2 separate regions of the Homo sapiens genome follow, and region 2 is linked to region 1. The links are chromatin loops, found by intact Hi-C in ENCODE. Cell type or tissue: ovary. All regions are shown on one strand. Each heading gives the region's core, and the rest is flanking DNA. Links, peaks and the distances in the headings are about the cores only.

Region 1 (5,392 bases), core at 263-5,262:
TCCAGAACTCCTTAAAGTGAGCTCATCCAAAACCCAAGGAAGAAATATTATTTGTTAGGAGAGGGAGGCTTTCTTTCTTGTAGTAGAAAGGAATCAGAAGCCAGATGCAAATTCAGATGCACTTCTAAACTGGTGTGAGGAAAGAAGAGAACTCTTGTCTGGCTTCTGTATTCTCAGGGAGATAGAGGCTACCCATTAGCCAGGATTCAGGGGAACAGTGTAGGAGATTTGAAGACAAAAAAAAGATATGAAGGAGCACTTCAGAAAGTGGAAACATTAACTAGTAAAGTATAACAGGCGTGTCAGGAGCATGAATGTCCCCCTGCAGCTTGAGATGATGGCTTCAAATGATGCCACTCAGCCTGGCCAGTGGTTGTTAATCAGCAACTTGGAGCTACTCAGGACAGGCATGGAGAAGGCAGAGTGAATTTCAGTCAGGATTGGGGTCTGCTGGGTAGGAGCAAATAACAGAAGAAAGTTCAGGGGCCTGGTGAGAAGATGGATCCTGGGGTTTACATTAATGAGGGGTGATGAGAAAACAGAGGGGCTGATGGGCTGTGAGACAAAGGAAAAGTCAAGAGATTGCAGGCCCTGTGACTTCAAGGAATTGTGGTGAGTGAATCAGAAAATGTAAGTTGTGGTGCTGAAAGGGTGAGTTGTTTGAAACTGAGATGTCTGAGGCATGTAGATTCTGTTGCTGTGAAGGCTCTGAGGGTGATTATGGGTAGTGGGTTGCTGGTGGAAGGTGAGAAAAATGTTGTTAGAGATGAGAAGGTAAAGGAACTGAGAAGTCGGGGGTGGATATTATGGTGGGGTAAGAAAAGGAAAACTATGAGTCAGGAGGCGAATCCCCAGTGAATGAGGAGGAATGACCAACATGTCCTCAGGAGAGCAACAGCAAAGGGGAAAGAGACACCAATGGGCAGTGTCAAAGCCAAGAGGCTTTTTCAGGAAGAAGAGACAGCCACGCCTTCCCTGTCTTACAGGTGCAAACACATCGTGGCACTTCTCAACTTTCACACGCCAACATAGCAATAGGTGAGTTGGACACAGTATAAGTTACCTCCATCCAGACACACCCTCTAATAACACACATTTGTTAAACTGAGCATGAAACATAGGAATTTGCCCTATGCTGCCTTGGAATGTGATTGTCCATAATAGCATATCTCAAGATAGGCACAAAGAATTGGGATGTTCACCTATCTAAGAAGTCAATGCTACATCCTGGCATGGCTGGCCAGGCTGTGCCTTAAAATGGTGGGGGAATGATACAGCCACTTTGGAAGGCAGTTTGGTGATGCACTGCAAAACAACACATACCCTTACCATCGCATCGAGCAATTGTATTCCTTAGTACTTACCCAAGTGAGTTGAAAATATATGTCCACAGAAAGACCTGCACACCGATGTTTACAGCAATTTTACTTATAATTCCCAAACTTGGAAGCAACCAAGATGTCTTTCAATAGGTGAATAAATAAACAAACTGTGTGGCACATCCAGACAATGGAATATTATTCTGTGTTAAAAAGAAATGAGCCATGATGCCATGAACACTCATGGAGGAACTGTAAATGCATATTACTAAGTGAAATAAGCCAGTCTGAAAGGGCTACATACTGTTTCTTGATTCCAATTATATGACATTCTGGAAAAGGCAAAATTATGGATACAGTAAAAAGATTAGTGGTTGCCAAGAGTTTGGGGTGAGGGAAAGATGAATAGGTTGAGCACGGAGGATTTTTAAGGCAGAGGAACTGTTTCATATGATACTATAATGGGTAATACATGTCATTATACATTTGTCAAAACCCAAAGAATGTACAACACCAAGAGTGAACTGTAATGTAAACTATAGCATCGCAGATACTGCTGTGCCTGAATATAAACTAAAAAGATTATTTGTACAAAAGGCAAAAATAATAGTTGCTGCCAACAGTATAATGAAATTTTATGGGAAGAAAATCAAACTCTGGAGAAGGAGAGGGAAAAAAGACAAGAGAGTTTCAAGATTACTAGATGTTTTCTCAAAGAAATAAATCAACATTTTGAATGCTTACCGAGTGTCCTAGGATTTAAAAATTGAGCAGAACTGGTTTTCTCAACACGTATCCCAAGTTCAAACTCAAATGAATATCTGACCGTAGAAGCTCATTGTCATGTATCCCAACAGTAACACCTTTTACTCCAGATAGTACTTGAAACCTTTCCCAAACATCTTTCAACCAGGGTATCTTGGGAGATAGCAGTGATTGGCCCAGCTAGAAAAGAAGGAAACAGACTGTCAGAGAAGTGAATTGCCAAGGTTGGTGGCTGATGAGTGACCAGTGGCATTATGCAATCTATTTATTTTATTAAGTGTGTAATGAGGTCCAGGTACAGTGGCTCACACCTGTAATCCCAACACTTTGGGAGGCTGAGGCCAGAGGATCACTTGAGGCCAGGAGTTGAGGCTAGGCAACAAAGTGAAACCTTGTCTGTACAAAAAATAAAATAATTAGCAGGCACGATGGCATGCACCTGTGGTCCTAGCTACCCAGAAGGCTGAGGCAGGAGGGTTGCTTGAGCCTGGGAGGTCTAGGCTGAACGAGCTGTGATCATGCCAGGGCACTCTAGTCTGGGCAACTCAGTGAAACCCTGTCACTAAATAAATAAATAAATAAATAAATAAATAAATAAATAAAGTGTGACAGCTTTTACTCCTTCAGTATGAAATATACAAAGAAAATAAGCAAAATTTTCTTTTGGTAATCAGCTTGTAGCATGGCTGACAAGCACTTTTAATAATGCTATAAAGAGTAACTAGCACACAGCTAATATCTAGTAATTGCTCTGCATTACACATAGGGGACATCTGCATTCTTTTGTTTAATCCTCTCATCTCTATGTAACATATTACTGTGTACTGTGAAGAAACTGAGATTTACACAGGTTAAGAAACCTACCCAAGGTTGCTGAGCTAGTGGTTTCAGAGCTAGGATTGCAACCTAGGCTGCCCGATCCTAGAACCTGGGGCCATTTTACTCTTGCAGTGGGATATATTAAAATATACAGACCCTTGTTACCTCACAAGAAAGATAGGGAAACTCAACAATGTTGAGTAGATTGAACCCTGAGAGAAAATAGAGTAAGACTCCAGATGTTCTTGCTGTCAGCTTTGAAAAAAAAATGGTTTATACAGATCACTAAAAAAATATACCACTGCCTAGCATCGTGAAGCTGCCCTAATCTTTCCCTCAGGTGAAGAATGGCCTGGAAAGAAGGATGCTCTACAATAAAAGAGTTTAAACAAGACACAACTACAAAGCCACCACCTTCTGGGCAGCCTCCCTCATATTTCCCAGCACATGCCTGTGGCAGAAACCAGTCGGACGATCCTGTAGTTGAGCCAGGCTGGGCGGGGTCAGAGCAGGCATGTTCTCTCTGCTGCTGGTTGCATGATCTTTACCTTTCCTGACTTTTTCGTTCCCTTCAGAGGAATCAGAATGGGAGTTGCTGTGCCGGTTATTTCAGATTTGAATCTAATCTAACAGCTCAATGTTCAAGCGGAAGGGTCTGACCCTTCCCTCGGGATACAGAGACCCTAAGTAAGCTCGGTCAGTGTTTCTCTATTATCACCCACTGCCCAGAATCGATTGTTTAGCAAATAAATACATACATATTTAAATATATAAATATATCTACATATGAATTATGTATAATTCAATGTTTGCCAGTTTATTCTAGAGTCTACAACTCAGGAACAGCCAAAAGGAATAGCTACACAGGGCAAGGTGTGTGTGTGTGTGTGTGTGTGTGTGTGTGTGTGTGGTGTGCAGAGCTTCTTTAGAGGCACACCATTACCTGGCACCTTGATCTGTTCACCAACATGGAAGCTCTCCAGGTATCCTGGTTCAAGAGTTTTTATGGAGCTCAATCTCCAGTGCTCCCCAACATCCCCGTACCACCCAATGCAAACACATCCTGGAGGTCTGTGGACAGAGCTGAAAGTTCCAATCCTCTAATGACTTGTTATTTCTAGTGAATAGCCCCATCCTAAGCTGTCTAGGGGCCATACCCTAAGTCACTTCATTAGGATAAACTCAGGGGTGATCAAAAGAATCTCCTCCTTATGAATAACAAAAGACATACCTATTACTCGGGAAATTCCAAGGGTTTTAGGAGCTCTGGGTCAGGAACCTGGGACAAAGACCAAATATATTTTTGTATTATACCAAAGGAAGTTAAGTCCAGATCTAGCTGTGACCCTGGATGAGCTGTATAACCTCTCTGTACCTCAGTTTGGACATCTGTAAAAATTGGGATAAGTATACCTACATCACAAGGATGTTATGAGGAATAAATGAGATGCCTGGCTCATAATTAGCACTGGTAAACATTAGCTATTACTGTTACATTTTCCAGAACTTTCAGATTTGTGTCTTATTTAATCCTCAAGTGCAGAACCAGAATGTTTTCATTAAAAATTTTTTGGTTCACAAATATTTGAACATATTTACACAGTACATGGTACATGTGATAGTTTGTTACATGCATAGAATGTGTAATGATCAAGTCAGGATATTCAAGATATGCATCACCTCTAGTATTTATCATTTCTATATGCTGAGAACATTTCAAATCTTCTATTGTAGCTGATTTTGAAATACACTACACGTTGTTGATAAACTATAGTCACTCTACTTTGCTATTAAACATTAGAAGTTACACCTTCTATCCAACTGTATATTTGTACCCATTAACCAACCTCTATACCACCACCCGCCACACACACACACAAACACACACACCCTTCCCAGAGTCTAGCCTCTGGTATCTATCATCCTATTTTCTAGCTGCATGAAATCAACTCTTTTAGCTCCCACATATGAGTAAGAACATGCAATATTTGTCTTTCTGTCCCTGGTTTATTTCACTTAGCATAATAACCTCCAGTGCCATCCATGTTGCTGCAAATGACAGGATTTTATTCTTTTATATGGATGAATAATATTCCATTGTGTGTATATACCACATTTTCTTTATCCATTCATCCAGTGATGAACACTTAGGTTGAGTCCATATCTTTGCAATTGTGAATACAGCTGCAATAAACATGAGCATGCAGGTATCCCTTTGATATATTGATTTCCTTTCTTTTGGATAAATACCAGTAGTGAGATTTCTGAATCATACATAGATATTTCTCAAAAAAAAAAAAAAAACATACCAATGGCCAACAAGTAAAGTATATGAAAAAATGTTCTGACATAACAAAGTACCACAAAAATAAAAGAAAAAGTGTTCAACATCACTTATCATCAGGGAAATGCAAATCAAAACCACAATGAGATATCATCTTACCCCAGTTACGGTAACTATTATTTAAAAGACTAAAAAAAAAAAATGT
Region 2 (5,392 bases), core at 57-5,056, 59 kb before region 1:
TCAACAAAAAAGACAAAAGAAAGAAAAGATGGAAAACCAGGGAAACTGGTGTCATTCATCCTGAGTGCAAAGGCCTAAGAACCAGGGGAGCTGATGGGGCAACTCAGTCTGAGGTCAAAAGCCTGAGAAATCAGAGAGACACTGGTGTAAGCTGCAGAGTCTAAAGGCCCAAGAACCTGGAGTTCTGATGTCTGAGGACAGGAGAATATGGATGCCTCAGCAGCAGAAGAGAGAGCAAATTTTCCCTTCCTCTGCCTTTTTGTTCTATTCAAGCCCTCAACAGATTGGATGATACCCTGCACTGGTGAGGGCAGATCTTCCTTAATCTGTTGATTCACATGCTTAATTCTCCAGGAACACCATCACAGACACACTCAAAATAATGCTTTGCCGGCTATCTGGGTACCCCTTAACCCAGACAAGTTGACATCTAAAATTAACCATCACAGTTACAAAATATTTATGTTTGTTCTATTTTGTTCACTTTATTTACACAAATAGTATCTTCCATACTGTCGTTCTGTACCTTCTGCTTTTCCTGAATCATATATCTTAGAGATAATTTCATATCCAATCATAAGGTGGCTTCTCATTCTTTCGTGGTGCCATTTATTCTGGTGCAGGACTGCATCAAAGTCTATTTTTCCAGTTCCCTGTGACATACACTTAAGTTATTTCCAGTATTTTGCTCTCAAAAACAGTGCCGTCATCATTAACTTAGCACAATTTGCGCCAGGGTGAGTGTACCTCTAGGACAACTTCCTAAAAGAGGAATTGCTAGAGTAAATGTAGGTGCCTTTGTAATCATGAGAAATTTGCCAAATTATCCTGAGTAAGGGTTCATACCAATTTACACTCCAATCAGCAGCACAGGAAAGGGTTTGTTTTCAACATGAGTGTCCATACAATATTATTTACATTTTAAAATTATTGACAATCAGATAGGTAAAAATTCTGACCATATATTTCAGGCTACTATGCCTTTGCTTTTGCAGTTCCCTCTGTCTCATACACCCTTCCCCCTCTGAAGGGTGACCTTTTCTCTACTCTGAGACCTAGCCCAGGGTCATGTCATGATGAGGACATCGCAATTCCTGCAAGCACTCCCATAATATTTTGTCCTTTCTCTATTGTTGTACCTTCCACATTATTTGTTTATGTGTCTATCTCTCCAACTAATTTCTCCAGGGAAGGGTTCTTGACATTCACCTGGTGTCCTTAGCATTTAACCCCAAGCCTAGCATATATGTGTTCGTTTAATAAATTTAAAAAGTGCTTTCATTACATTTAGGTGGGTGGTAAAATTAGCAAACTAGATTTTTGCAGTTTCTCCTTTCCCAATCCCTCTCCTGCACTTTGTCCTCTTTGACACACTTGAGTGGTGCTCTGCCAGATTGGAACCTCTGTAGGTCAGGACCATTCTCTGCTTTGTCACTGAGTCCTCATTCCTTGCAGAGAACAGGGACGTGGTGACTCAGAAAAGATTTTGGAGTTGATCATCAGATCTGACTCTGTACATCCTGGGGATAGCCTGGCTTTGACTTCTGAATGCATATGAGCAAAGTCAAAAAGAACACTGACTCCTCCCTCCTGTCATGTGTGCCAGGCTCTGAGGAAGCTCATCTCACTCAAAACTTAGCTAGAAAGGTGTTATCACTTTAATATTTCAATCGTTGAAAATTTCCCAATTTTCCTTGCAAGTTTGCATTGCTAAAATAAAGGGTTATATTATTGCTAAATAGAACAAACCAGATAATGCTTTTCAATGAAAGCATAGAGCTGATTTATACAGTGAATATGAATTTTGGATTCCTGAGAGCATCTCCTGAACATTCTGAAAAGGAAATGAATGTAAATCTATCACCAACGCTGCCATTTTTCTTGCATATGCAGTGCGTTTTCCTCCTGTCCCACCTCGCAGCTGGGTTAAATGAAGAGGAATGGTAATGTATCACATCTACTTACCTTGATTTCACTGTTACTTAGCATAAGCAATTTATATGAGACTGACACTAATTAATTCCAGCTTCATCTATCATGTACTTCAACATTTAATCTAGTCCCAGGCATGAGATAAAAATATAGTATTCTGAATTCTGGAATCTCCTTACCTTGAGTGATAAAGGAGTTCATAAATCTAAGACAGCACTTTGTTTTGCCTGATACTCCATCAACTACAAGTAGATATTGCCTTCACGAGAGTTCAGGAGAGAGAACCATCAAGACTGATGAGCTCAGACCTAATGTGGAGTGTGTGCAACCATGGCTAGTCTCTCAATTCTTTATGACCCTCAAAATAAGAAGTCTATTCCAAGGAATATATATCAGAAATTCTAGAAGCCCTCACTTTGAGGCACTGCTATTTCTAGTACTTCTTTAGAATGTGTTGTGGATTTTTTTTAAATCCACAGTCTAGACCAAACATATTCTGAGCTATACAGCTTTGGAGAGCCAGCCAAGAGGCCAAGGCCTGTAGTTTCTTCAGTTGCCCTGAATGACACCAATGCCTGCCAGCCTGCCTGCTTTTCCTCCTTCTTGACCCAGAGTCAAGAATTCCTGACCCTCAAATGTAGACTTGGCCCTGCTCCACACACTGGCTAGTAGTCATGTTATGCATGAATGGATGTCTCACCACTGTTCTAAAACTGGAGTCTGCCTTGTTCTTTATGGGCCTATAGCTGTGGACCTGTCATTCTCCCTGACTCGAGGTTATGTGTCCTCAGAAGGTTCTCTTTGTCAGTGCCATCTCCCTCTGCTCCACCTTATGCACTGAGGCTCATCCCCTGCACTTGAAGCTTTTGGATGGGCTTCTGATTCTTGCTGCCATCAACCATATTTCAGCCAACTTTCCTCATCAGCCACTTGGGAGTGAAGATGTCCTGTAAATCTCTGGGACCATGGACACTGGCAGCTTGTCTTGACCTGTCACTTCTCACCATTGTCCCTGAACACCTGGTTCTAGGTGCTGGACGTCCTTCTTCCCTGTCTCATTAATGTAACATCTTCTGCCTCCCTCTGCCCCTCTTTTAGCACTTGTAGACCCAGAGAGTTCATCTGGACCCTGCTCTGTCCCCTTTTCCTGTGGTTAAGCCATTCTTCTCTGGTGATATCATAATAGACAATAGGCCTAGCTAAATGTATACATTTTTTAAAAAGTATCTTATTTACAAAAATAAGAAGATATGCTCAACTTAAAAAAAAAAGAAAAAGAAGTATATCAAGTAAAAAATGAAGACTTCTCCCTCCAAGCACAGTCCATCCCTTTTTCCAAAGGTAAAAATTTAGTAATATACCTTCAGACTTTTTATTATGTATACACATATTATAAATAAATGAACATATATAGGAGATACAATTTTTAGGGGGAAAATAGTACCATTTACTGTATATGATCTTCAAACTGTTTTTGTTTTCATTTAACTCTATATAGTGGACAAAATTCCATGTTAGTATATCAACTTGTGTTATGCTTTTGAACACCTGAGTAGTATTCCATTGCATTTATATACTGTTTTCTATTTACCTTCACTCTGTTAATATGTTCTTAAATTGAATCCAGTTTTTCAGCACTTCACATAATGAGGGGATATAAATTCTTGTACTAAATGGTACAAATATTTCCACAAGTTAAATTTCTAGGTATATACATTTAAAATTTTGATAAATGCTAAGCAAATTATTGTCCAAACACTTTATGAAATTTGCATTTCTACAATAGCAAATGACAATGCTCATATCCTTGCCAACATTGAATGTGATTAATCTTGTATTAGCTTGCCAATTCTGGTGAATGAAAAATAATATCACATTAAGTAGCATTTCTTTGATTTTTAGTTGAGTAGCTTTTCAATGTTTAATAGTCACTTATTTTTTTCTCTGTACATTTTCTGTTTAACTTTTTAAAATGTTTTTATATTATAAAAACTTTTCATAAACTGTAATTTAGATATTATTACTTTTTTGTTATATGTGTTGCAAACATTTTCTCCTAATCTGTTATTCATTTTTTAAAAATTTATTCATAACACATTTTGCTACGTAATGGTTTTAAATTTTTACATAGTCAAATCTGTCAATTTTTTCCTTTAAGGCCTCTCGATGTCATGCCCCACTTAGAAAGGCCTTCCCCACCCTAGGAGTACACAAATGTTCTGTATTTTTTTCTAATACTCTCATAGTTTCATTTTATATGTTTAGTTCTGTAATTCATATTTATGTATGTTATTAGTAAATTATCTTTCACTTTTTCCAAAATAGAGAGACAGATATCCAAGGATTATTTATTGAACACTCTTTTCTTTCCTCACTGATTTGTAATAACAGTTTTTAAATACTAAATTTCCATTGTATATGGAATTGTCCCAATATGTATGGAATATACTGTCTTTGGGCTTGTTTCTGTTCCACTGATCTGCTTGTGTATTACTGCAGTGTGCTTTATGTGAGCCTGGGATTAAATAGCTCATTCTATGTTAAGAAAGCATGGTTAACCTTTATTTTTATTTGTATTGTAAAATAAAATTTAAAGGCTGTCGATTTGGACCGAATTCCTGCACTAGGTCCAACAGACCAAACCAAAATGGAGTCACATATGCTGAAGTTCCATGCCACCAACACTCAGCTGGTTTATCTGAACTTCTGAGAAAATGAGATAGTGCACGATAATACCCAAATCCCCAAACAAGCCAGATTTAGCTGGCATGATAAGGAAGTCCCTTCTGCTTTAACCTTTACAAGGAAAACAACTTTGAAATGATCAATCCGCGTTTTGTTCTCTGTTTCTGCTTTCCTGAGCCTTCTTCTGTCTATAAAGCCAAGCTCCTCTGCTCAGTTCATCAGAAGACCCATTCTATTTTATGGAACGAGATGTTGCCTGATTCTAGAATTGCAAATAAAAGCTAATTAAGATCTTTAAGCTAAATGTGTTGTAACCTTGTTTTTTAACAGTATCATACTGATGAATACAAGTTTAGTACTCTGTGAACATTTTTAAAAGAGAATTTTGGACATTAGTCCATTTGGATATACACTAGCTTTAGTAGAAGCATAAGGAAAAGAGATTATGTGAATCTGAAAATTGAGAACAATTTAAGAGATCCATTCTCCTGATTCCATTCTCTACAGCCCATCAAACGACCCACAAGGGTTGTCTGTTCATCATTCCTTCAGTTTACATTTATTTCATACTTCCTTACTATCTGTTGTATAGACAGTTGTCCCTCAATATACAGAGACGACCGGTATCAGGACCCTGTGTATATCAAAATCCATGCATACTCAAGTCCTGCAGTCGGCCCTGCAGAACCGAGTATAGGAAAAGTGGGCCCTTTGTATGCTTGAGTTTCGCATCCCAAGAATGCTGTATTTTTGATCCACATTTAGTTGAAAAAAA

What was found. A loop is a pair of places that touch in the nucleus more often than their neighbours do. Peaks named below come from ENCODE experiments on the same cell type or tissue, not always from the same donor. Only the 100,000 strongest peaks of a DNase experiment are listed, where the experiment ranks them.
Region 2: it touches region 1 in a loop (3-fold over the local background); 2 of 110 quality-filtered maps call a loop at or near these places.

The regions. Positions count from the first base shown.
Region 1 is chr11:92,962,669-92,968,060 of GRCh38, reverse strand. It overlaps LOC124902733 (a long non-coding RNA gene), which reads right to left and starts at 2,364. Exons shown (of 2, transcript XR_007062838.1): 1 at 2,064-2,364; 2 at 1-1,522. In ovary, for the core only: no CTCF peak of the experiment used is centred there; no DNase peak of the experiment used is centred there.
Region 2 is chr11:93,021,770-93,027,161 of GRCh38, reverse strand. No RefSeq gene overlaps it. Among named protein-coding and RNA genes, the nearest start is that of MTNR1B, 55 kb to the right of the region's middle. In ovary, for the core only: no CTCF peak of the experiment used is centred there; no DNase peak of the experiment used is centred there.